3 separate regions of the Mus musculus genome follow, and regions 2 and 3 are each linked to region 1. The links are chromatin loops, found by intact Hi-C in ENCODE. Cell type or tissue: left cerebral cortex. All regions are shown on one strand. Region 1 overlaps Ccdc102a (coiled-coil domain containing 102A). Region 2 overlaps Ciapin1 (cytokine induced apoptosis inhibitor 1). Region 3 holds the start of Polr2c (polymerase (RNA) II (DNA directed) polypeptide C).

The links. Peaks named below come from ENCODE experiments on the same cell type or tissue, not always from the same donor. Only the 100,000 strongest peaks of a DNase experiment are listed, where the experiment ranks them.
Region 2: a loop joins it to region 1, with 5 times the contacts of the local background. A loop is called at or near these places in 18 of 42 quality-filtered maps.
Region 3: it touches region 1 in a loop (2.5-fold over the local background); 2 of 42 quality-filtered maps call a loop at or near these places.

Annotation. Positions count from the first base shown.
Region 1 is chr8:94,905,680-94,913,679 of GRCm38, reverse strand. It overlaps Ccdc102a (coiled-coil domain containing 102A), which reads left to right. Exons shown (of 9, transcript NM_001033533.3): 2 at 1-597; 3 at 2,026-2,252; 4 at 3,828-3,936; 5 at 5,290-5,406; 6 at 5,756-5,965; 7 at 7,578-7,748. The coding sequence starts at 16. Among named protein-coding and RNA genes, the nearest start is that of Ccdc102a, 8.4 kb to the left of the region's middle. In left cerebral cortex, CTCF peaks have their summits at 147 and 4,624 (motif pointing right); DNase peaks (open chromatin) are centred at 211, 366, 4,644 and 5,600; H3K4me3 peaks cover 682 bases; H3K27ac peaks cover 522 bases.
Region 2 is chr8:94,818,160-94,826,159 of GRCm38, reverse strand. Ciapin1 (cytokine induced apoptosis inhibitor 1) reads left to right here. Exons shown (of 9, transcript NM_134141.4): 7 at 829-944; 8 at 2,429-2,507; 9 at 2,953-6,342. The coding sequence ends at 3,063. Among named protein-coding and RNA genes, the nearest start is that of Ccl17, 12 kb to the right of the region's middle. In left cerebral cortex, CTCF peaks have their summits at 1,785 (motif pointing right) and 3,392 (motif pointing left); DNase peaks (open chromatin) are centred at 3,163 and 3,352; H3K27ac peaks cover 746 bases.
Region 3 is chr8:94,852,782-94,860,781 of GRCm38, reverse strand. It overlaps Coq9 (coenzyme Q9), which reads right to left. Exons shown (of 9, transcript NM_026452.3): 7 at 7,512-7,667; 8 at 7,124-7,177; 9 at 5,887-6,668. The coding sequence ends at 6,633. Polr2c (polymerase (RNA) II (DNA directed) polypeptide C) reads right to left here and starts at 3,332. Exons shown (of 9, transcript NM_009090.5): 1 at 3,141-3,332; 2 at 2,986-3,035; 3 at 470-538; 4 at 286-338. The coding sequence starts at 3,226. In left cerebral cortex, a CTCF peak has its summit at 3,346 (motif pointing left); DNase peaks (open chromatin) are centred at 2,759, 2,948 and 3,343; H3K4me3 peaks cover 1,382 bases; H3K27ac peaks cover 1,793 bases.

The DNA.
Region 1 (8,000 bases):
CAGCCCAGCCTCACTATGAGCCACGGTCCGAGCCCGCGGCTGGCTGAGTCTCCGCAGCTGTCCAAGAGCAGCCTGCTCACCATCCTGGGCAGCCCGTCCCCGGAGCGCATGGGCCCGGCCGACTCGCTGCCACCCACGCCGCCTAGCGGCACCCCGTCACCAGGACCGCCACCCTCACTACCCTTGACTGCTCCCGCTCTGCTGGCCGACGGCGACTGGGAGAGCCGCGAGGAGCTGCGGCTGCGGGAGCTGGAGGAGGCGCGCGCGCGAGCCTTGCAGATGGAGAAAACAATGCGCTGGTGGTCGGACTGCACGGCGAACTGGCGCGAGAAGTGGAGCAAGGTGCGCGCCGAGCGCAACCGTGCGCGGGAAGAGGTGCGCCAGCTGCGCCAGCGCCTGGATACGCTCACCAAGGAGTTGGCGGGCGCGCGCCGTGAGCGCCAGGAGGCTCAGGGCGAGTGCGAGGCGCGCGGCCGCGAGCTGGCCCGGCTGCGGGGAGTGCACAGTGCGGCCGACAAGACTCACGACGGTCCGGAGCCCGAACGCGAGCAGGAGCCGGTGCGCGACATCGGGGCGGAAAGGCCGCCTGGCAGCCAGGTGCGCCCTACTACACGACTTGGAAGAAGGCTGGCATTCGGGCCAGTGTTGCACAGGGGCCCAGATGGGAGGGAGCAGTGACAAGAGCTAGTAAGGATCTGGTTTCCAGTGCGGTGCTGGTCAGCCCTACGTCCACTTAATGGTGGTGGTGGTGGGGATCTGGAGCAGGTAAAGGTCACCTTGCTTTGGAGATTCCCAAGTTCTAGCCGTCCCTCCTCCCCATTTAGAAGTCATCAAAATCAAAGAATCTTCCATAATAAGCACAGGAGAGATCCTTGAACTTGGCTTAGATTAGTGATAGAGCTGACTCCTCATTCTTTCATCCTGAAGGGATGTGGTCTCTTTGGGAGCCTTTGGGAGGGGTGGCAGAAAAACTGTCTAAACAAAACAAAACAAAACAAAAAGTTAGTTAAGCTGGGACTGAGAGGAGGCATACAGATTAGCTGCAGGAAGTGCCAGAATCCATAATCTACCGTCATTGCAGAAGCCCGGAGGCTGGGGGCCTGCTGAGCCTGGGCAGTGGCGGTAGCTGTCCCCATCATTCAGGGTCTACAGTCACATTATCTCCTACAGCAGACCCTGAGACACAGGGAGGTTCAGAACTGAGCTCTGTGTTGGTTCCTCCGGCAGCTGGGTTTGTACCCTGGTGGTGAATGCTAACACTATAGTTGGTCAGAATGACAGAATCCCAAGGGCGGGCCACAGAGGCAAAGACCCAGCTTTGGTCCCCAGAAGACCAGACCCCAGCAATGGTTCTCTTAGCTGCTCCCCTCCTCTCTGACCTAACCCTCTCCCTATGACCTAGTATTTGGAGACATTTTTCTAACCTAGCTACCAGGGCCTCGTGTTCTCTTTGCCCTCTTGTTTGGTAGTCATCACAGCCCCAGAGTCCCCAGGGACAGTTTAGAGCCCCAGGTCTACAGTCTGAGTTTACATGCCAGCTCAGGTGTGACCCTTCCTTTCTGTCATTCCCATCTGTCCCAGGTGGCAGCCAGAGTGCACCACAGGACCATCTGAGGTCAGGGGAATAGGAGGTCAGTCCTTCACAAGTTCTCAGAGCCACCAGCCTCCCTGTGCCCAGGTTTGCCCCTGAATCGGAATCCTGAGCCTTGGTGGGAATTCTTGCCTCACTAGTTGCAACCATTGCACCCAGTGTTTGCATACTTGGGGTGATGGGGGCCTTCCCGGGGAATGTTCCAGGAAACAGGAAACCCTGGTAGCTGGCAATGTTCTTCCAGGATGTGAAGGCGGAGGCCCAGAGGAGAATAAAATGAAATGCCAAAGACAAAACCAGGGCCAGGAGGCACTGTTATCACCTGCCTCAGGTCACTTAGCAAGCTCCTTCCAGAGCAGGGCCTCAGCTAGCCATGAGGATGGAGGCCAGAGCAAGGCCCTGGACCAGGCAGTCCCTTACCTTGGTCCCCACAGGAGCTGGACCTGGTAGAGAGCCTGCTGAAGAGCAGACCAGAGGAGCCTGAGGGCTGCTGGGATGCCTGCAGTGTAGCAGCAGGGGGCCCTCGGGTCAGCTCAGGACGCCAGGATCGCAACCGCCTGCCCTGGGAGGACACAGCCAGTACAGAAGAGGATGCCTCCAAGTTGACTGCTCTGCGCCTACGGCTAGATGAGTCCCAGAAAGTGCTCCTCAAGGAGCGAGAGTGAGTTATGGGCGGTGGGGTTGGGTGAGGGGCTGGAGCCTGGCACCCCCAGAATCCTAAGTGATAACACATGAAAGCCGTTGAGGCACAATCTCAGGTTTTACTTCCCTCAGGGTGGATTTTTGTTTTGGTCTTTTTGGTCATTTTTCTCCCCTCCCCCCTGCAGCCTCCCACTACAGGACTGAACCCAGGACATGTGCTTACTAGGGAAGTGCTCTATCTACCATTGAGCTAAATCCCAAACCCCACAATCTAAGATTTTAGAACAGTGAACCCACTACATTCTTTTTCATTTTTTAGTAAAGATTTTTAAATATTATGTGTGTGATGTGTGCGTGCGTATGTTATCTGTCTGCCCATCCTTCTGTCTGTGAGTGTATGTTTGTGTCTATATGTGTATGTGTATACCGTGTGTGTGTCTGGCGCCCATGGGTATTGGAAGAGGAGGGTATTGGATCCCCTGGAACTGGAATTACAGATGTTTATAAACTGCCATTTTGGATGCCAGGAACCAACCCTAGGTCTATTGTAAGGGCAGCAAGTACTTTTACCTCTGAGCCATCTCTCAGTTCCCCATCCTTTTGTTTTTAAAATAGGGCCTCAGTACATGAACCCATGCTGACCGTGTGTAGCCTACGGTGACCTCCAGCTTACTTCTGGTGGTAGAGAGGGTAGCAGGCTCAGAAAAAGCAGGAATGGAGATTGGTTAGGAAGTTTAGGGTTAGAGGAGTTGTGTTTGGCTCAGCAAAGTAACAGTTTGTGAACGGGTAGGTCTGGAGGTCCGGAGGAGTCTGGATGAGAGGTGCAAAGGCAGGGGTCATGAACAATAGAAATGTAAGACTCAGTGGTGTGGATGGGCAAGGAGAAGGTTATGGGGTGGGGTCCTGGTTCTGTCAAGCTCAGAGGCTGGCAGAGGAAGTGGGCAGTGAAGAGGAAGGGGAGCCATTTGCAGTGCAAAGGAGCTAAGAGAGACTGTTTCACAGGAGAGTGGGTGGCTAGACTGAGACTTAGTTGACGGATGGATTTAGAACATGGAGGTCATCATGGGCTTTGGGGAGGGCGATTAGAGGGTCTGACCTGATGATGTTCGTGAATATTCTACAGCTCTGGTGTCTAGGAAATGAGTGTATAGATGATATACTTGGTTCACATGTGTGATTTTACTTTTTAAAAAAATCATATAAGGACTACGCAAGAGGGGATTTGCTCAATGGTAGAGTGCTTGCCTATCATGGATCAAGTCCTGGTTCCATGGGACAGGGGAGGAAAGGGAAGAAGGAAGAAAGCATACCTCTGACGACAGTTGGACTAATACTTCTGTGGGTATCACATCTTTGGCTAAGGAAAGCCGAAGGGACCAGGTAGCCAGCAGAAGCTAGGCAGAGGATGACATAGGTTCTTCCTGACCACATCCCCTGCCCACGCCTCATCTCAGACTTCTAGCCACAGAACATGGGAGAACACAGTCTATTGTTTAAACAACAGCAAAGTCAAGCTAACATATTCCCTGAAATATGAAGTCAAAACAAAAGAAGTCTAATAACGTCTTTGTGCTTGCCTATCCCCACTCCCCAGGGATAAGCTGGCTCTGAGCAAAAACATCGAGAAGCTGGAGGGGGAGCTTAGCCAATGGAAGATCAAATACGAGGAGTTGAGCAAGACCAAGCAGGAGATGCTCAAACAAGTAAGGCTGGGTGTGGGGCTGGGACATTCTGGTGGGGGTGGCTGCACGCTGGGGGCTTCCAACCTAGGGGTCAAGTTAGGATAGAATTCACACACTCAGCCATAGTAGTTCCGAGTACCAGGACAGGTGGTTAATGGTAGCACAGCCCAGGGCTGTGAAGGCATCAAAAGAGCATGAGATGGGATGGAGGCCAAGGAGGGCCTCTATAAGATGACATATGAGCCGGGTCTGGTGGGACACACCTGGAATCCCAGCCCTTAGGAGGCAGAGACTGGAGGATTGCCTTGAGTTCAAGGCCAGTTTGGACACCCTGACTCAGCATCCCTCCTCCACTCCCTACATGACCTTGTTTGAATCAAGACCTAAAGGAGCCAAATGGAGCCATTTTTGAGCATATAGGGCATTTGGTGGCTCACAGCAGCAGTCCTGAAGTAGGCAGACAACTGGTGTGTGCTGGACACAGAGGAGGTAGTATGGCTGGAGAATCCTGTCAGAGGGAGGATCAAGAGGCTACATTTCAGAGGGTTTGTGATCAGAACGGAAGTGTCAGATGTGACATTTAGTGTGTGTCCAGTGAAACTGAAGCCTCTTGGCAGTCAAAAGAAAATGCAACCTCACGGTCCCATCTCAGCCATGAGGTGCTCAAAGCAGGCTACTTCGTCTCCCTCTTGTACAGATTGAGTATGTCCACCAGGGGGCGCAGCCATCCTGGGAAAGCCTTGCTGGATCCTCTGGGTTCATGGAGGTCAAAGACCAGAGACTTGCATTGGAAATTTGCCCACACCTGGGAATCTCTTCAAGTTCATAAAGAGTCCCAGAACCCCTGCCTACCTACTTGAATCTCCCTTCTTTTGGGGATCTGGGAACCTGGCCCCACATTATTCAGACTGCCAACTGTAGTTGCCAGAAGGACACTAACAGAGAGCCAATGTGCATCTGCGCAGAAAATGCTCTTGTGCCTGGCTTCCATCCACAGTATTGTCTTAGATGCCCACTGTGTACTTGCGTGGACCAGCAGCTTGGGAGAAGTGCCCACAGCGGTTCTGATGTCTGTGCATACACACTGGTGTTGAGAGCCATGGGGAAGGCAGACAGACAAGCTCTCTGCCCTCTGGGTGTGCAGTCTTGTGGGCAGTGGGAAGAGGCCAGGTGAATGGGAGTAGCACACGGGAGCAAGATGTTGCAGGGCTTTGTGAGAGCATAGGAGTTGGGTGCTATCTCGAGGCACCAAGAACTCTCAGAGGAGCCTACTCTGAAAAGTCCTTCATTGCCTTGGCTGGTGCTCACCTCTAGTACGGCCTCTGGGATCTATCCCGGTGGTTCTCATGACCAGGCTGGCTGATGTCCTTGCAGCTCAGCATCCTAAAGGAGACGCACCAGGATGAGTTGGGCCGCATGTCGGAAGACCTGGAGGATGAGCTGGGCGCACGCTCTAGCATGGATCGCAAGATGGCTGAGCTGAGGGGTGAGGTCAGTGGTGGGCAGGATGGAGGGGCAGTGCTCAGGGGTTTGATCAAGCAGTCCGTAGGAAAAGGATAAAAGTCCCAGCTGTGCTGTGAGGGGGCCCGTCCACACCCCAGGGGCCTAGCCTGCAGGAGGCACCCCCTTTCCCACACAAAACCCAGAAGCGCCCCCACATCCTGCACACCGTGAAAAAAATAAAAGCCCGGCATAATTATAGCTGCTGCAGCTGGATCTGCTTCCTGGTGCCATTTTTGGCTTCAGGAGGGGGGGGTGCATCTAGCTTGTCTCTCCACTCCTGTTCCCCCCACCCCACCCCAACCCCCCTGGAGTCTCACTACCTCCCTTGCTGCTGCAGATGGAAAGGCTCCAGGCAGAGAATGCGGCCGAGTGGGGCCGCAGAGAGCGGCTGGAGACAGAGAAGCTGGGCCTGGAACGGGAGAACAAGAAGCTGCGCGCACAGGTTGGAGACCTGGAGGAGGCTCTGGCCCGCAGACGGCGGCAGAATGCCAGTGCCCTGGACTGTGACCTGAGGGCCAGCCAGGCTGCTCTTTTCGAGAAGAACAAGGTGGGCTAGTCAGCACACTACTGTATGGCCTGCATGTGAATGACCACACAGTATAGGCTGAGCCTCTGATCCCCCCCAAACCAAACATCCAAAATGCTTTCAACCCCCCCCCCCCGACTTTGAGCATCCACTCAATGCCTTAAAAGAGCAGAAAATTTCACACCTACATGTGGTCGGTACCAATCAAAATGTGAGGGCAGAAAAGATGCTGAAGAAAATTGCCCTCAAGCCCTGGTGACATATGCATTCAACTAGTGGATTCTATGTTTAGACCCAGGGCCTGTCCCCAAGAGACCTCATGATGTATGTGTGAATACCCCCCAAAAGTCCAAAAAAACTGTGGAATCTAGGCTGAAGATAAAGTTTGGTAGGGTACCTGCCAATCATGCACAGAGCCCCGGGTCCCATCCCCAGCATCCTATAACATAGTGTGATGTCTCACACCTATAGTCCCAGTGCTCGGGAGGTAGAGGCAGGAGGATCACAAGTTCAAAGTCATCCTTGGCTACAGAGAGAATTCAATGTCAGCCTAGGCTACATGAGACTCTTTTTATTATTATTATTATTATTATTATTATTATTATTATTATTATTATTATTAATCAAAATACTTGAGCCTAGGCACTTCAGATAAAAGATACTCAACCTGCAACTGCATTGACTAAACTCCTATAAGATAAAGCAGTTGATAATTATAGTAGCTCTGTATGCTGAACACCTACTGTGCGATCCTGGCAGCAATGAGCAGACAGGTGTGTCTACCTGTTTCACGAATGATGGTTTAAAGGAACAAAAGTGCTGTCTCCATCACATGGTCAGGCCTGATCCTGAAAAGGTTTCCCTTGGGGGTGGGGGTAGGGGTCAGTGGGGGACAGCAACTTTGAGCTGAGGTCTGCTGGAGAAGCAGAAGTTAACTGGTGGTAAACTGACCTTCCAGAGGGTAGAGCGAGAACAGGGGAGTCCCAGAAGAAATGAGGACTCTGTCTGGGTAGGGGTGACAAGGGGGCCCAGGCAGACGAAACAGGATCCATGGCTGCAGTGTGAGAGCAGCCAGCAGGGGTGAAGCGGGAAGCTGCCAGGTGGCAGGCTGTAGTAGGACAGAGGATGGGAGGCCATTGCAGTTCCCAAGGCTACCAGGGATGCCAGACAATGGACCCTGCTGGAGTAGATGGACTGGACAGGACCAATGAGCCCTTCAGTAGGAAATGAGACACCCCAGAGTAGGGCAGCCCTCTCTTTTCCTGGCTGTCCCTCTGCTTTTGACCTCTGCTCTTCTCCCGTGCCACACTCCTCTGTCTAGCTCATCCCCAGAGCCAGAAGTTTCATGCCACATGCTTGTCACTAAGACTGTAGACTTCACTGCTCCCCCAAACCCTGACCTGAAGTTCCACAGTCCACTGGACACCCTCCTGGCTCATTACAGTTCCACACGCAGATAAAGCCACTGAGTCACACACCCACCTCACGAGGTGGCACTGCCAGCTCCCGATTGATCAGTAAGCCTTGGAGCTCAGAACGTCCCAGCAAGTGGGACATCCCTTCAGAGGAGACATGAGGCCCCATGGGTGAGTGAGCATGTGGCCTGATGGCCTGAGCCTCCCCACCCCTGCAGGAACTGGCAGATCTGAAGCACGTGCACGGCAAACTCAAGAAGCAGTTTCAAGAGAAGGTGGCCGAGCTGGCACACGCCAATCGGCGCGTGGAGCAGCACGAGACGGAGGTCAAGAAGCTGCGGCTGCGGGTGGAAGAGCTCAAGAAAGAGCTGGCCCAGGCAGAGGATGAGGTAAATATGAATAGGCCTGAGAGGGACAGGCCATTCACCCCCACCTGTGTTCCTGTATGCTGGGGCCCTGGCACCTGAGACAGGAAGTGAGGGCAGCTGGAGAGAAAGGAAAGTGGATGAGCTGAGTGAATGAGCCAGGGAGGTGAGTGGTGGTGTAAATGGTTAGAAGGCAGGAGGACTCCCCCATGCACAGAGGACTAGATGGACAGATGGATGGAGAGCGGAGTGGATGAATGAGGTAGAGCGGCAGGT
Region 2 (8,000 bases), 88 kb after region 1:
AATAGTAAAGATTCTTGTAGACATATAAACCAGGAAAGAAGCTGGCCAAGATATTTTATTGGCCTCTGTCTAGGCAAGTCATTGAACACTCACTGTCTTACACCCAGTGCTTGTACCTTTGATCTGCCCTGTCTTTAAGAAATTAAGCTGGGTGGTGGTAGAATACACATTTAGTCCTAGCATTTGGAAAGCAGAAGCAGACAGATCTGAGTTCAAGGTCAGCCTGGTCTACAAATGGAGTTCTAAGATAGCCAGGGCTACACAGAGAATCCCTTTGTTGGAAAAAAAAAACAAAGAAAAATAAACAAACAAAAAGAAAGAAATTGTTTCTGCACCTTTACTATTGAGGCAAGAGTGATGAGCAAAATAAGTCATGGTTTATGTTCTCAGAGCGTGCAGATGTAACTGTCTTCACGTTACACAGATATATTTATAACTGTCTGCTTTTTTCTTCTCAAATTTTATGGAAAATGTTTCACTTCCTTTGACTGTATTTTATTCCCACAAGTAGTCATATATTGAAATAAATACAATATTTCTCTTCATTTTACCTGTTCCCATCCTCCCCATGAAAACACACACACACACACACACACACACACACACAATCTCCCTCCACCCGCTTGCTTCTCTCTCTCTCTCTCTCTCTCTCTCTCTCTTTCTCTCTCTCCTCACCATTAGCCTCCTCAGCCTGTGGCCTAGCTCACAGTGGGTGTTGCTTTTGCGTTGCACTGTGTGTGCGTTGTGTGCTTTCATAGCCTGGGCTTACGTCAGCTTTTCATCAGAGGGACCGTGGCTGTGTTGCTAAGTGTTTGCATCACTCTCCAGGATCTCATTGACTCAGACGAGCTGCTTGATCCAGAGGATTTGAAGAGGCCTGACCCAGCCTCCCTGAAGGCTCCTTCATGTGGGGAAGGGAAAAAGAGGAAGGCCTGTAAGAACTGGTATGTGCTGGGGAGCAGGTCTGCTCTGCTGGGCCCTTCTCCAGGTGTCACAGCATCTCTCTGTCCTCATTCTCTTGAAAATGGTTTTTCTCTGAGCTGTATAGAGGAATGAACTAAACAGGTAAACCTTAAAGAATGACACAGACCCATACACCATGGTGTAGATTAAGAAATGGAAGCATCCTGCCTGGGCATCCCAGCCCTTGAGAGGCAGAAGCAAGTGGATCTCTCTGAGCTCCGGGTTAGCATGGTTTATATAGAGTTCCAGGCCAGCATGCAAGAGGCTGAGGCAGGGTTGCCTATATAGCAAGACTGTTTTGAAAACTTTTAAAATAAATAAAAACAAGCTGATCATATAGGTGAGCATCTAGGTGTATTTGTTTATTCACTTTTATTAAAGGGAGCCTAGCTAGATGTTGAGGGTGGGAAAGCTCTTAAGTTTCAGAGCCTTGTGTCTTCTACAGGGATAAGGTTGCTCAGGGCAAGTCTTCCTATGTAAGCTACCAGTTTTTCCGCACCTTAAGGCTCAGGAGGAGGTGGGAGTGGTGGTTTGTCTGTCAAGCTGAGTCTTGCTGTTTCCCTAGTTTCCAATTGTGTACTGCTGTTGTTTTTGTAGTGCTGGGGGGAGTTTGAAAAGCGTGAAATAGTAGGTCCCTGTGTCACTCTGTCCTAACACAGAAGCTTTGCATTGGTATTTCTACTAGTGCCAGACAGGCTTGGCTTGTTTATTCATCCACTGGTGGTTATTATGGCTCTTTGCTTGTGTGTTTGTTTGTTTATACTTTTTAAAAAAGATTTATTTATCATTATATCGAAGTACACTGTAGCTGTCTCCAGACACACCAGAAGAGGGCATCAGATCTCATTACAGATGGTTGTGAGCCACCATGTGGTTGCTGAGATTTGAACTCAGGACCTTTGGAAGAACAGTCGGTGCTCTTAACTGCTGAGCCATCTCTCCAGCCCTATTTTTGGTTTTGGTTTTGGTTTTGTTGTTGTTGTTGTTGTTTTGTTTGTTTGTTTTCTGAGATAGTCTCACACTACAGTTCAGGCTCACGGGGAGCTTGGTGTTGTAACTTTGCTGACCTCTCCAGTGCTGGGGTCTCAGCCCTGCACCACCACCTTTGGCTTTATTCCAGTTTGCCAACATCAAATGAGAGGATTTCAAGTGAAAATCCAGGTTTTCTTGTGTTTAATTATTTTTGGTATGTTTGTGGTGCTGGGCATACAGCCCAGGGTCCTACACCTGCTAGGGAAGTGCTCTACCACTGGGCTCAGCTCCTTCTGCTCATGAATTTGGGTCTGCTTCCCACAGAAGTCAGCAGGACAGCTCCCCTATCCTTCTCCACTCTGCTGTCTTCCCCAGCAGCCTCACCCCTAGCCTGCTGCTTCTGTAACACTTGACTTGACATTATGTAAAAAGAGAAAAGTCTTAGGTGTATGATAGCACTGTAAGAGATTTGATGCTTCTGTTGGGTCCCCAGCACCTGTGGCCTCGCAGAGGAACTGGAGCGGGAGCAGTCCAAGGCGCAGAGCTCTCAGCCCAAGTCAGCCTGTGGAAATGTACGTACTGCACCTCCTGACACCCACCAACCCCTGACCCTAACTGCACACAGAGTAGCTGATCTTAAGGGATTTGTCACTGAGTGTTGTCATAGTGGGCCACGAGTGCAGCTGTAATGAGAAGAGGTTATCCCGAGAGGGAATCGGCATTCTCATGCCAGGCTGACAGTGGCTATCAGTTTTTATTTTGGCTGACCTTGCTGTGATCTCCTGTAGCAGAGGCTGCCTGAGCTACCTCTCCTCCGTCCCATGGGCTTCCACATAACTCAGGCAGGCCATAAACCTGCCTCAGCCTCCCAAGTACGTCAGTACAGCTGTGTTACCAACTCTCGTGGCTGGCGCCCGTACTGACTGACGTTTCATAGAACAAGAGACCCGTGGGTGTACGCAGGTGCCCTTTCCCTTTGGCCCTTAGCCTCTCTGTGTGACTGTTGTTTCTCCACAGTGCTACCTGGGTGACGCTTTCCGCTGTGCCAACTGCCCCTACCTCGGGATGCCAGCCTTCAAGCCTGGCGAGCAGGTGCTCCTGAGCAATAGCAATCTCCAGGATGCCTAGGAGGGACCTCAAGCCCACACACCTCCTCCTCCAGCAACTCCTGTCCTCAGCTCCTCCCACGGCCTCCTCCCACCTCTGGATTCAGGCGCTCTGAAAACACTCACAGGGAGAGGCTTGCAGCCGAGCGAGCGAGCGAAGCTGCTGTGGGCAGTGGGGTGGGGTGCTGCTGTGTCTTGAAAGACCAAGGATTGAGGGGACCTGTCTCTTAGTGTTAGGGGAAGAGGGTGGATGCGCCTAAGGAACTCTGCTCCTGGTGTTACAGTGCTGTCCCTCTCCACCCTTGAGTATTTATGCTGAGTAAGCTCCAGGCTCCGCTCAGTGATGCTGCCACCTGCTGGACTTCCTCAGGATGTAGTTCTTGGAGCCATGGGTTAGCTGTCAAAGGGCCTCAGGGGCACCAAAGAAGTCACTCCCCCAGTTGTGATCCATCTTGTGTCCCTCTGCCTTTCTCACCTCACCCCGTTTTACTGTAGTGTTGTATCTGTGTCCTGTTGTCATTTCTGTTAAATGGTATTAAACTTTTGTGTTTTTATGTCTCCCTTTTACTGTGAGTGTGTCTTTGTGTCTGTGTGTGGTAGTGAAGGGTTGTCTGTCACCCATCCACATTCAGCTTGGACTATGAAAATTGTTTTTGAAGAAGTCATCGTCACACAGGAGTGGGGCCAGAACTGCCCACTAGCTAGGACTAGGATCTGTCTTCACCTCCTGTAGGAGCCAGGTGGAGAATGCAGGTTAGGGCAGGCTGGACCAGCAGCAGGAAGTATCAGAGCAGGAGGCCCTCTTCAGTCTCCCTCCTGCCTCTGCCCACATCCCTGTTATCCATCATGCCTGCTGTTACCTGTCCTTGTTACTTGATCTGCTTAGCTAGCTTCTGCTGCTATGGGTGTGGTGAAAAGCCCTTTGAGAAGCAGAATTTCTGTTGACCCCAGTGACCCTTGCCTTGTGTTACCTCCCCTCCAATTACAGCAAACCCTGAAAACCTCTGGTGTTTCTCTTCTGAGTGGAAGAGGCTTTGCTAAGTGAAAGGGTTTTACAGATGGACCCACAGTCCCTGCTGATTAAAGTTAATTAGACGGGAGATTATCCTTGGCCCATTCTCTTGATCCTTTAAAAGAATTAGAAAACAAAGGCTTTGTTTTGCTGCCTGTGCACAAGCTAGTGGTGAAGTTTTAGGAGGTGTGTACCTCTTAGCCCTACTAAGAAAGTGGGAGCCAGGCAGTGGTGGTGTATGCCTTTAACCCCAGCACTTGGCAGCCAGAGGCAGCCGGATTTCTGAGTTCAAGGCTAGCCTAGTCTACAGAGTGAGTTCCAGGACAGCCAGGGCTACACAGAGAAACCCTGTTTTGGGGGGAAAAAAAGGGTGGTGGTGGGGTGGTGGTGGTTACAGCCCCACAGCAAGGAGCTTGGTTCTGTCATCACTGTGCCAGCTTGAAAGAGGACTCGCTTTCAAATGAGAACACAGCCTGTGCCTGAATTAATGGCTGGGATCCATGGATGGAACACTTGGGTATGCACAAAGCCTTGTTTTTGATTCCTAGTACCAAAACCAAAAAAGGTTTTCTCAGGCCAGAGCAATTGACAGAAAAGCCAAGATAATAAGTGGGGGTGTGGCTGACTGATTTGTCACACAGCAACAAAAACTCAGCCCCAGATGGGTTTAGGTTTAGCTGACCAACTGGCCCAGTCACAGACCTGTTGTCGGCCTCTACTGCAGTTACCTAGGTGAGGGACAAACACTTGAGCCTCTAGGAGGAGGAGATGCTCCTGGACCAGAGCTTCCTTGTGGGCTTAGTAAACGCCACAAGCCCTTCAGACCTGCTTGTTGATTGCTAGCTATGACTGGCACGAAGGATAATGATTTGGTTGGCTTGGTTAATAGGGCCCTGGCGTCAGTCTTTGTGTCCTTCCACAAGGGCCAGAAGGAGCATATCCAGTTTAGTCAGTCCTAGGCTGGTGGAGAGAATCCTTGCCCAGAGCACATGTAGGCCTCTGCCTGGCTGCTGCTGCACACCAAGGAATTTGCAGTGGTAGGGGCACAGCTATTTGTCTGGCCAGACTCTTGAGTCTGTGACCATAGCCTAAGGAGGAGTTTCAGCCATTGGTAAGCTTACAGTATAGAACCCAAAAACAAATTCAACCTAAACTCCCATGGATACATGTGTGGGCCTGGAAGCCTTGGTTTTGTAGTAAGTGTAATGGTTTCTTTGTGTTTATGTGTATACAGGCACACGTGCCATGGTGCACCTGGAGGTCACGGAATAACTTGCCAGAGCTGGTTCTCCTTCCACCACGTGGGTCCCAGGGATCAAAGCCAGGTCCTCAGGCTAGGCAGCCATTACCTTCCCGCACTGAGCCATCTCATTGGTTCTTGTCTTTTGTTTTTGTGAGACTGGGTTACATGGAAGCTGGGCTCTCCTCCATCTCCCTCCCTCCCCCTCTCTTCCCCTGTCTGAAACAAACTCTGGTTATCGTAGCCTGAATCTCACCGTGTAGCCCAAACTAGCCTGCACCTCATGGGGCTCCTCAGGCTCCCGAATACTGGCATTGCAAGCATGTCCCATCATGCTAAACCTGGCTTTTAAAAAAATGTGGTTTTTTTTTTTCATTTTATGTGTATGTATGCATATATGTCTGTGTACCAGGTTTGTGCAGTGCCCAGGGAGCCCAGAGAGGGTGTCAGCCCCCCTGGGATTGGACTTAGAGCTGTGAGCCACTATATGGGTGCTGGGAATCAAACAGGTTCTCTGTAAAAGCAGCTAAGTTCTCTTAACCATTGAGGAATCTTCCAGCTCCCTGGCTTCTTAGCTCTATGGAGTCTTTGGCTTAGAATCTGGTATTGTGGCATCTAGTTTCCCCTCGTTCTGAAATCACTTGGTTAGTATAGGCAGCAGAGGCAGGCCACATCTTTCCTGGGCTTTGGTGACAGCTGGGCCTTAAGGGGTCTTGGAGCTGAAGCATGAGGGGGTGTGAGTGAGACAGGTTGCAGAGGTGAAGGCCCTCGGGCTTTGCAGATACTCCTGGTTGAGCTGAGTCTACAGGGAAGCCTGCCATTGCTTGAAGCTGATAGTTCTCTGATGTTACAAAATACTGCTTCACCCAGTATGTGGTGATGGCGATTCGGAAGGCGAAGCAGAAGCCCTACCAGATAAGAGTGAAGGCGTGGCCAGATGGGGACACAGCAGGATTTGTTTGGACAGTTCAACACTGGCTGACCATTGGAATCACTGGGCAGCTTCCAAAAATAAAAACAACCTCCTGTGCCTGGGTGTTATTTACAAAGACAAAAATCAGAATCTTCTGGAGTGGTCTAGGGTAGCAGTGTTTCACGAGGCTTTCCCAGATGATTCTAAAGTGCATTCTGTATTAGAGAAGACTTTTCTCACACAGCAGAAAGCAAGGTAAAAAGCATCCCAGCCAGGTATTGCAGTGCGCCTGCAACTCCAGCACTCTAGAGGCCGAGGCAGGAAGATTGAAAGTTTAAAGCTAGCCTGGGCCAAAGTTCTAGGTCAGGCTAGACTACATAATGAGACTATGTTGAAAACCAAAAATCCCAAGCAGATATATTTGAAGAGCAAGAACCTAGGGTGTGGCGGGACAGTGGTGGTGCATGTCTTTAATCCCAGCACTTGGGAGGCAGAGGCAGGCGGATATCTGAGTTCGAAGACAGCCTGGTCTACAAAGTGAGTTCCAGGACAGCTAGGGCTGTACAGAGAAGCCCTGTCTTGAAAAAGATCCTACAGTGCAATCAGGTAGCCCTTAAGAGAGTGGAGCAAGTTATAGGGCCACATCATCTGGCTTAGAGCAGTAGAGGTGATCTATAGTTGAGGATGTGGAAGAGCTAAAGTGTCAGAAGGATGTGTGTGCGTGCCCCCATGCATGCATGTGCACAGGAGAGAGATGGGGGTGGCGGTGAAAGGAATATTATAAATATCTAATGGATACATGCATATATATATAACTTGAGTACATGTGACAAAGATGTTCCAGAAAACTGGTGAACACTCCGGGACAGAATATGTTCTGGAATAGAGATGAGATGGGGAAGCAGGCTTTCAGGGTAGAGGGATAGTTGGTTGGTTAGTTTGAGACTGGGTCTCATACAGTAGCCTAGGCTAGCCTAGAACTCACCTTGTAGCTTAGAAGGTAGTCTTCCTGCTTCAGCCTCCTGAGTGCTGACATGAAGGTAAGGCACCACATCCACTAGCAAGACTGTTGATTTCCAACCCAAGGCCTCCTCACACATGCTCAGCACACTTAACCACTGAGCTACAGTCCCAGCCCACTGGTGAGTCATTCTTTAACGTATTTTATCATTGATTGATATGCCTTACACATACATGTATTTTGTATCTTAGGATACTTTATTTGTAAAACAAGGGAACATAAACCCCGAGGCTTAGGAAAACAAAGTCCCAAACCTCCTGACAAGGATCTTCAGAGACTGATTCCATATGTGGAACAGCACAGCAGCTACATAAATAGTCTCCATAGCATGTAAACACTAGCAGGCAGGAGGCAAAGGCAGGACGGAGGGTCCAAAGCCATGCTGGGCTATAGCAAGATGCTACCTGCAAGAAGAAAGTTAAGAAAGAAAGCATAGCAGTACTACGGAGAATGTAGCACAGAGCCGATGAATACCGACCACACAGAACCCTTACCTTTTCATTTATTTTCTGTGTGAGTGCTTGTGGTTGTCACAATTTGTAGGAGGTCGTCAGAGGACAGCTTGGAGTTGTTTTCCTCCTTTCGTGTGTGTGTGTGTGTGTGTGTGTGTGTGTGTGTGTGTGTGTGTGTGTGTGTGCGTGCGTGCCAAGATCAAACTTAGGGAGTTAGGCTTAGTGGCAAGGACCTTTCCCCACTGTGCTTGCCATCTCACTGGCCTGGGGCATAATTTTTGCTAAAAAGTGCACAAATGTATAAGATACAATGACACGGAC
Region 3 (8,000 bases), 53 kb after region 1:
GCTGTCCTGGAACTCACACAGAGCCGCCTGCCTCTGCTTTCCAAGCTCTGGGATCAAAGGCGTGCGCCACCACACCCACCCGTGTGTTCCCTTTTGAGGCTCACTGATGACGCCTGGATGTGCTGAGAGCAATCCGATGCTCCATCAGAACCAAGGACCACACTATTAAGACATCATCTCCACCATCAGCCACAACAACTGGAAGGGAGACACCCCGGAAGACTCCAGGGAGAACAATCCCCCGGCCCCTCCCCGTGGCCCCAGTCTTCCCACCAGCACACATACCCGGGAGTACTGCAGCTTGTCCACAATGTCATCACTAGTGAGGGGGATTAAACCTGCAAGACACAGAAGAGTGCTTTGCAGAACAGCCAACAGCCAAACCATCACAAGAGCCTCAAGGAGGTCACGCAGGCTGGGGACAGGGAGCGTCCCATTTGATCCGGTCCACCTCAACACCAGCACTCACCAAGCCTGTGCGCGATGAATTCATCATGAAGGACCGAGGAGTTGGCGTCAATCTGAACCCAGTCGATGGCTGGAAAAGGCAGCAACAAAACAGGGTAAGTGAGGACTAGTCACCAGACACATCTACAGACCTGCAGCAGCACTGTCTCCACTCTGCCCGGCGCTCAGGGAGCAGAGCCAGCGCCTGGTCTACAAAGTGAGTTCCAGGACAGCCAGGGCTACACAGAGAAACATTGTCTCAAAAAACAAAACAAACAAACAAAACCCAACCAAACAAAAACAAAAATTAAAAAAAAAAAAAAAAAAAAAAAAGCAAGCAAGCAAGCAAGCAAGCATCAATTCAGCTTACAAAGTTGAAGGTGTCCTGACCAGGCTGCAAGAGGCTCAAAGTGACTTCAAAGTGATGGCTCCAGGTTCAGGCATCCCACACGCCATACATAACACCTTCCTGCCCCAGTGGGGGATGGGCCTTGCTAGTGATACACCACACATGCATGCACATACTCTCTCTTAGAGCTTTTTGGGATATTTAAGGAGTTGAATACTTATCTAAGGATTACTTTAAATCTGCTACCTGTGCCAATCCCAAACCCAAGAACGAAAGCTATCTGGACACCATGGGCTGGAGGGATGGCTCCGCAGTTCTGAGGTTCCTGGCACCCATGTCAGGCAGCTCACAACCCCTGTAACTCCAACTCCAGGGGCATCTGAGACCCCTGGCCACCTCCAGCCCCTGCATTCACTGGTAAACACCCACACACAGAGACACAATTTTAAAAACTTAAAAGTCAGGGAAAACATCACAACAGCAAAACATCCCAAGTTTCAGGGCCCACACCTCGTTTGTGATATAACCAGATAGCCCACTTGGAATTTCAGTGTTCCTCTCATCAGTAGATGTTCACTGGACAGCTTCACCAGGGAAAGCCCACTAACAATAGAACCCAATCCCCCCCCAGGCACTGCTGGGCAAATGGGGCTGTAGCATACAGATGCTGCACTTAAGCATGTGTCTAGTCACCCATCAGCAAACACCTGCATGTAAACAATAATGTTCAGAAATCAGTGGTGTTGGAAACCCAGTTCTCAAGGAGCTGATGTAGGCCAGGAAGAGGCCGGAAGACCAGCTGAGGATAGGCCCAACCTGCCCTTCACCGCAGTGCTTCCTCAACTCAAGCAAGGACCAAGCTTCCTGATGATTTACTTCTGGGGCCCATTGAATGCCCTTAATCTACTTCCACCATTCCCATTCCCCGACCCCTGGTGGGAATTCCCCATCTCAGAAAACCTCGAGTGTCCATGTTTACAAACGCTCCACTCCCTTTTGGCCTCCTTCCTCTCTCAAAACAAACAAACAAACAAACGATAAAACTGGTCAGATTCTCCTGAAGGTGTCATATTTTGCCTTGTTATGTTTGCTCATGTCTTGTCTCTAACTGAAAACGTACATGATTTACATATGCAGCAGAAATAAGAAATTCATTTTTAAAAAGACACCAGGATGGATTTAAAAAAACAAAAAACCGAAGTCTGTCTGTCTGTCTGTCTCTCTCTCACACACACACACACACACACACACACACTTCAACAATAAGGAACAAAAGTATGTTGTTTGTTAAAGAAAATCTTAAGCCGGGCAGTGGTGGTGCACGCCTTTAATCCCAGCTCTTGGGAGGCAGAGGCAGAGGCAGGCAGATTTCTGAGTTCCAGGCCAGCCTGGTCTACAAAGTGAGTTCCAGGACAGCCAGGGCTACACAGAGAAACCCTGTCTTGAAAAACAAACAAACAAACAAAATTAGAAAATCTTTATAACACATGCTTTCTCTCATGTGGAATCTCTCTCTTTTTCTCTTTCTCTCTTTAATAAAGAGAAAGTTCGGAGCCTGCAAGATGTGCAAGATACTTTTTGTTGTCAAGCCTTAAGGAGTTCAATCCTGGGCCCCATATGGTGGGAGAAGAGAATCCCTCCTACAAGCTGTACTCTGACCTCTACACATGAACTCCGGTACTCGAGCCCAGAGATAGACACATATATGTAAATAAAGGTTTTCAAAAAGATAGGGGGAGACGACAAGAAAGTATAGCAGGGTACTATCTGGAAGGATGGGAGAGACCAGGTACACTCTGTGTGTGTAGATTTCAAACTACATAACGAAGCCCATGATTTTGTAAAATCAGCATATATGTTCAAAAGACACCAGCCAGTAGCGAACACTGACGTCAAAGCAAAAGCGCATCATCTACACTACTTCGGCAATCGCTGCATCACCTGCTAACGACGCCTAGCATCTACACCGCCCGGATGAGGAGGCTGCAGCCCTCCGCTGTTTAACAGTGCTTGGTTTTGATTTCTGTTGCTTTGGGGTAGACGAACAGTACTGGGAAACCCGCAGCTGAGCAAGGCACGCACCAAGGCGGGCCTAGGCTGCCCCAGCCCAGCGTACAGCACCGCAGTGTTCTCAGCCCCCACCCCGGGCGGAGGGTGGGCGGCACGGGCTCCCAGGGACGGTCGCTTACCTATTATGGGCACCTCTGCGATGAAGACCCTCCGAATGGAATTGGCCACCCTACAGGAGGAAAGACAGGCGGTGTGAGCGGCCCCGAAGCCACAGCCCCGGGGTCAGGAGCTCGAGGACCCGGCCGCCCGCCCGCCTCTCCCCTCGCCGCCTTACGCCAGGTCCGTGTTCTCGATAATGAACTTGACGTTCTCTTCGGTGAGTTCCGTGATCCGCACTGTTGGCTGGTTGGCGTACGGCATCGCGACCCTCCGCCAGGCTCCCGCGCCAGCCGCACAGCGCGCCTGCGCGGCCACCAGCAGTTTGTCGGCGGGGCAATCGGCGCTTCCGGCTAGTCGCGGGCGCAGCGCCACCTGCTGACCGGAGGCCGGAACTCTCCTGGCCTGTGTTTTCTAACCACACCGGCGCCAAAATGCATTGGTCCTATACTCTTGAAATCCCCAAGATATACAGCACAAAAATTAAATGTACAGGGTCATTCATGCCAACGTTATTTATAACTGCTAAAAATAACGCATTAGGCAATGATCGATAGAGACTTGGTTAAACTTACATACGGGGCTGGAGATACGGCATTGGGGATAAGAGCACTGGCTGTTCTTATGTAAGACTTGGATTGTATTCCCAGCACCCATATGATGCCTAACATCTTTAGCTTCAGTTTCTGAGGAAACTCTCTCCTGGTATCTGAGGGCACCAGGTATTCACATGGTGCACAAATATACATGCAAGCAAAACATCCTTATACATAAAAATAATTTTTAAAATACATAGGAATACAATGAAACCTTAAAAAAAACCATTAAAAAGTTGTACATCTATACATGAACAAAATGGCTAGGGAGGTGACTCAAGCATGCAAGACGACTGATAGGTTATTTCTCTGCTGGTAAAATGAGCCAATTCAAGACAGATTAGAATATATTAAAAGGCAGGTTTATTGGGAAGCTGCTCTCAGGTGAGTTCACTGGCCTTAAGAACAGAGGCCGGGGAACCGCCATGGGAAGGGCAGAGAGGGAGAAGAGAAAGGGCCTGGGGCAGGGGGAGGGAGATAGATCGATCCAGAGAGCAAGAGCAAAATGTCTGGATTCTATAGGGAAGAACCTCTTGGGGAAGGGCAGCCCAGCCTCTGGGCTGGAAAGTTCAGGGTGGAGGCAGAGCATGCCAGGTGGGGACTGAAGGATGCTGGGAGAACCTGGAGGCCAGGTCTGCTTTGACGGGTAAAATATGCACCTCAGTCACTTGTTCCAGGGTGCGAAGCCAAACCCTGATGTGCAAGGACACAAGGTCAAATTCTCAGAACACCTGTAAAGAGGCATGGTAATGCAAGAGTCTAATCTTAGGCTCCTGTGAGTAGGAAGATGGAGAGAAGAATCCCCTGGATGCTCTCAGGACAGTTAGATAACACACAAAGAAGCAAACAAGAGACCCACATCCGAGCTAATGTCAGAGAGAGTACTGTAATGCATACACAAGAAAAACAAAACCCATGTTTTTTTGTTTGTTTGTTTTTGTTTTTGTTTTTCAAGACAGGGTTTCTCTGTATAGCTCTGGCTGTCCTGGAACTCACTTTGTAGACCAGGCTGGCCTCGAACTCAGAAATCCGCCTGCCTCTGCCTCTGCCTCCCAAGTGCTGGGATTAAAGGTGTGTGCCACCACGCCTGGCTTTTTTTAAAATTTTTTTTTAAATGTATTTCTATTTTATATGTGTATGTATGTAATGGTACCAATACATCACGTGTGTGGAAGGATGCCAGGCCTGACTGCAAGTGCTCTTACCCACTGAGCCACCTCAAAGGTCCCCAACGTATACTCAACAATGTCCATATGTGTTAGACGATACACACTTTCCCTTCTACTCTTGATCGTGTGATGTTCTTCTGAAGTAGATACAATGCTCTCCACTTCTACAGATCTGTGTAGTTGCAGCTGAGGAGTTTAAATGGGCCTCTAAAAAGTGGCAGCTGTTCACACAGAGAAAAGAGGCCCTTAAACGGAACCCTGAAGGAACTACATTTAGAGGGCAGAGTTACCAGAGAATAAAGAGTTGCTGTAACAAGGAGTCACATTTCTTCCTGAGGGAGAGAGAAAAGCATTGACAGAGGGGGGCCTGGTCTACAGCACACACCATCCCTGTGAATCATGAATCACACTTGTCTGCTGAGAGGGATGCTATAGAGGATAGAGAAAAGATGAAGTGTAATTATGTGGCAGTAACTCTATGGAATGTCGAGAGGCATTAAAAAGAAAAAATCAGAGGTACAGAAAGAGCCTGACAGAAAGCCCTGTGGACAAGATCTGGAACTCAACTCTCCCCATCAGCTGATTTAAACAGAAAGACAGTGATTTGTACAGAAGACCGTGCTAACCATGGGCACAAAGGAAACGGCGCCAGTGTAGAGGCTGGAAGACTAATGAAAGCTAAGGACTGCCTGCAAGTAGTCAGAGACTAGGAGCAGACAAGAAGTGCATGGCCTGGGATTACTCTCATTTGACTGTGCCCAAAGATGCAAGGCTGTCATGGTGGCCCCGTAGGTGTGAGGATACTTAGATACTCGACATTGTCTAGATGGACATAGATGTGGGAAGCCACATACGCCATTACAAGATGGCACTGGCTACCGCTGTTAAGTTCGGGTAAACAACCAATGTGCGCATGTGCATAAGGGTTTCGTGCCACGTCACAGCCCATCCCGGGGAATGTAAATGAGGTACTGAAAGCACAACCAATCAGGTATACACACGCCACTCCTACGCCTATACAAGCAGCGCCAGTTCTGGGGCTCAGGGTCTTTCGCCTTCTCTATCAAGCTCTCCCAATAAACGTGTGCAGAAGAATCCTGTTGTGGCGTCTTCCTTGCTGGCAAGTCAGGCGTCCACACATAGACAAAACAACAAGAAATTGTTTCAAACATATTTATTATTTTTACAGATTCTAAATACACTAATGATCCTGAAGTGCATGCTGGTGTCTGTGATGCCAGGCTCAGCACAACTGTCCAAAAGGCACCTGCCTAGGGGAGGCAGCTTTCTGAGGGGATCCAGAGACAATGGCCAGTGGCAAATGTTTGTGAGCACTGTCTGCCCTGTGCTGGGGAAGAGCTCCCACTATGTGTTGCCTCCGGACCTTGGTTGTGAGCCCCTAAGAATATTTCTCAGGGGATTTTGACAGGATCACACTCTGTAGCTCAAGCAGGCTTGTAATTCTCTACAAAGACAAGCCTGCCTCTGATCTCTCAATCCTGCTGTAGCAGTCTCCTGAGTGCTGAGAATACAGACGTAGGTCACCATGCCCAGCTCCTAGAGAGCAATTCTATGGTCAAGACATGATCAAGATGCCTGTGACACCATGGCAGAGTCATGCCAAGGTTTTGTGGTTTGAAACCTTGGATGTGAGTCTCAGTTTTCAAACACACAGCTGCAATGCAAAAGGCATCAGGAGGCCAGGCCTGGCATTAGGAACTGAAGAAGTGGCCCAGTCCCAGGTCAGAACGGCAGCAAGTGCATTGTGATTTCCAGCCTTGTGGCTGTCATACGACTCCAAGTTCTTCAGTGTGTTCTCATTAACATCCTGTTCAATGGGTGGCCCATCTTGTCAAAGCCCTTCATATCTACTGCTGCTCCTCCCAGGCACATGGTTCCCTTCTCTCACCGACGCTGGTTTAGACCCGTCAGGTTCTTGAGCTAACACAGGAACAGAATTAAAGAGAGTGGTGAGGCCTGCCTTATCTCCAAGACTACAATGGGAAACCCTGGGGTGTTCAAGGTGTTCAGCAGGTATAGCTAGGACACAGACTGAAGCATACTGGGGGCCCAGAGGCAGAGGCAGTCTTCTTTAGGGGTTGGGGAGAGCTTGCCATTTGGCCAAGCTGGCCTGGAACTTTTTATCCTTCCACCTTAGCATAATGAGTGATGGAATACAGGTGTGCCCTGCCCTGCCTCACCCTACTCTAGCAATTGCTTCTTGATGACAACAGGGAAGAGCTGGGGCATTCGAGAAGATACTGAGGATAAACCAAGGTCAGTTTTATTCAGCTTCTGTTTAACCCTCCAAAGCTATATTGGTTGGTGTCACCTTACAAATAACATGGGACCAGAGTGGAATGGGAGGCAGGCAGTGTGAACTGGGCAGTACTCACCGTGACCGCTGCACCCATCAGTCCTTGCACCAGTGCCTCTCCCGTGGACTTCACCTAAGAGGAGCCTGGGTCAGATTCTCTTAAGCCCCCAGAGTGAGCTCAAAGGTGAGACAGTTAGGACAATTCAGGAAGCCTATGAGTCTCACAGTGGAGTCAAGGTGGCTTAATGAACTGGAAAAGAGCCTACGGACAACACAACCACAGACAGACAGAGCAGACTGTTAAGGAAGGGCTAGCATGAGGAAGAAATGGCCAGCCTTCTTGGAAAGACGTTTGGGACAGTCAGTTAAGGACAACAGGAAGCAAGAGAACAGCTAGGAGATCACATGTTTGAGACAGACGGGTGTGCCTACTGAAAAGGGGTTCCAAATGGCCAGTCCCCAGCTACCTGCTTAGCCGTGTGGCCCATGTTCATTGCATCATTAATCCGGTTTTCCAGGAAGCGCCACGTATCTTCAAAGTCTGGGGAGGAATCCTGCATCATCACCAGCTCTGTTGTGTTGTAGATGCCGGCCAGCACTGCACGGCGGGTGTACCAGTTAAACTGCAGAGAGACCACCCGGCAGACGGGGAATCACTGCTCTGTGGGTTACGGGAGTCTTGGGTTCTTCCCACTCAAGACCTCAGGGACGCCCAGGCTCTTTCCTCATTTCTTCTTTCCCTCACTGACACATATAGCCCTCTGGACACCACTACTACCCTGAACTTGGTTGGTTATCAAAACTGCCTGTGAGATTAAAACTATAAGCTCCTAGGTTGAGAGTCAGAGGGTCTGAATTAAGCACCAGGAACCAGGAGGTTTAACCAGCAGCCAAGATGATTTGATTGGTAAAATGCCTAACCCTTTGAGTCCTGGGAAGGCTCTATGATCTGATAG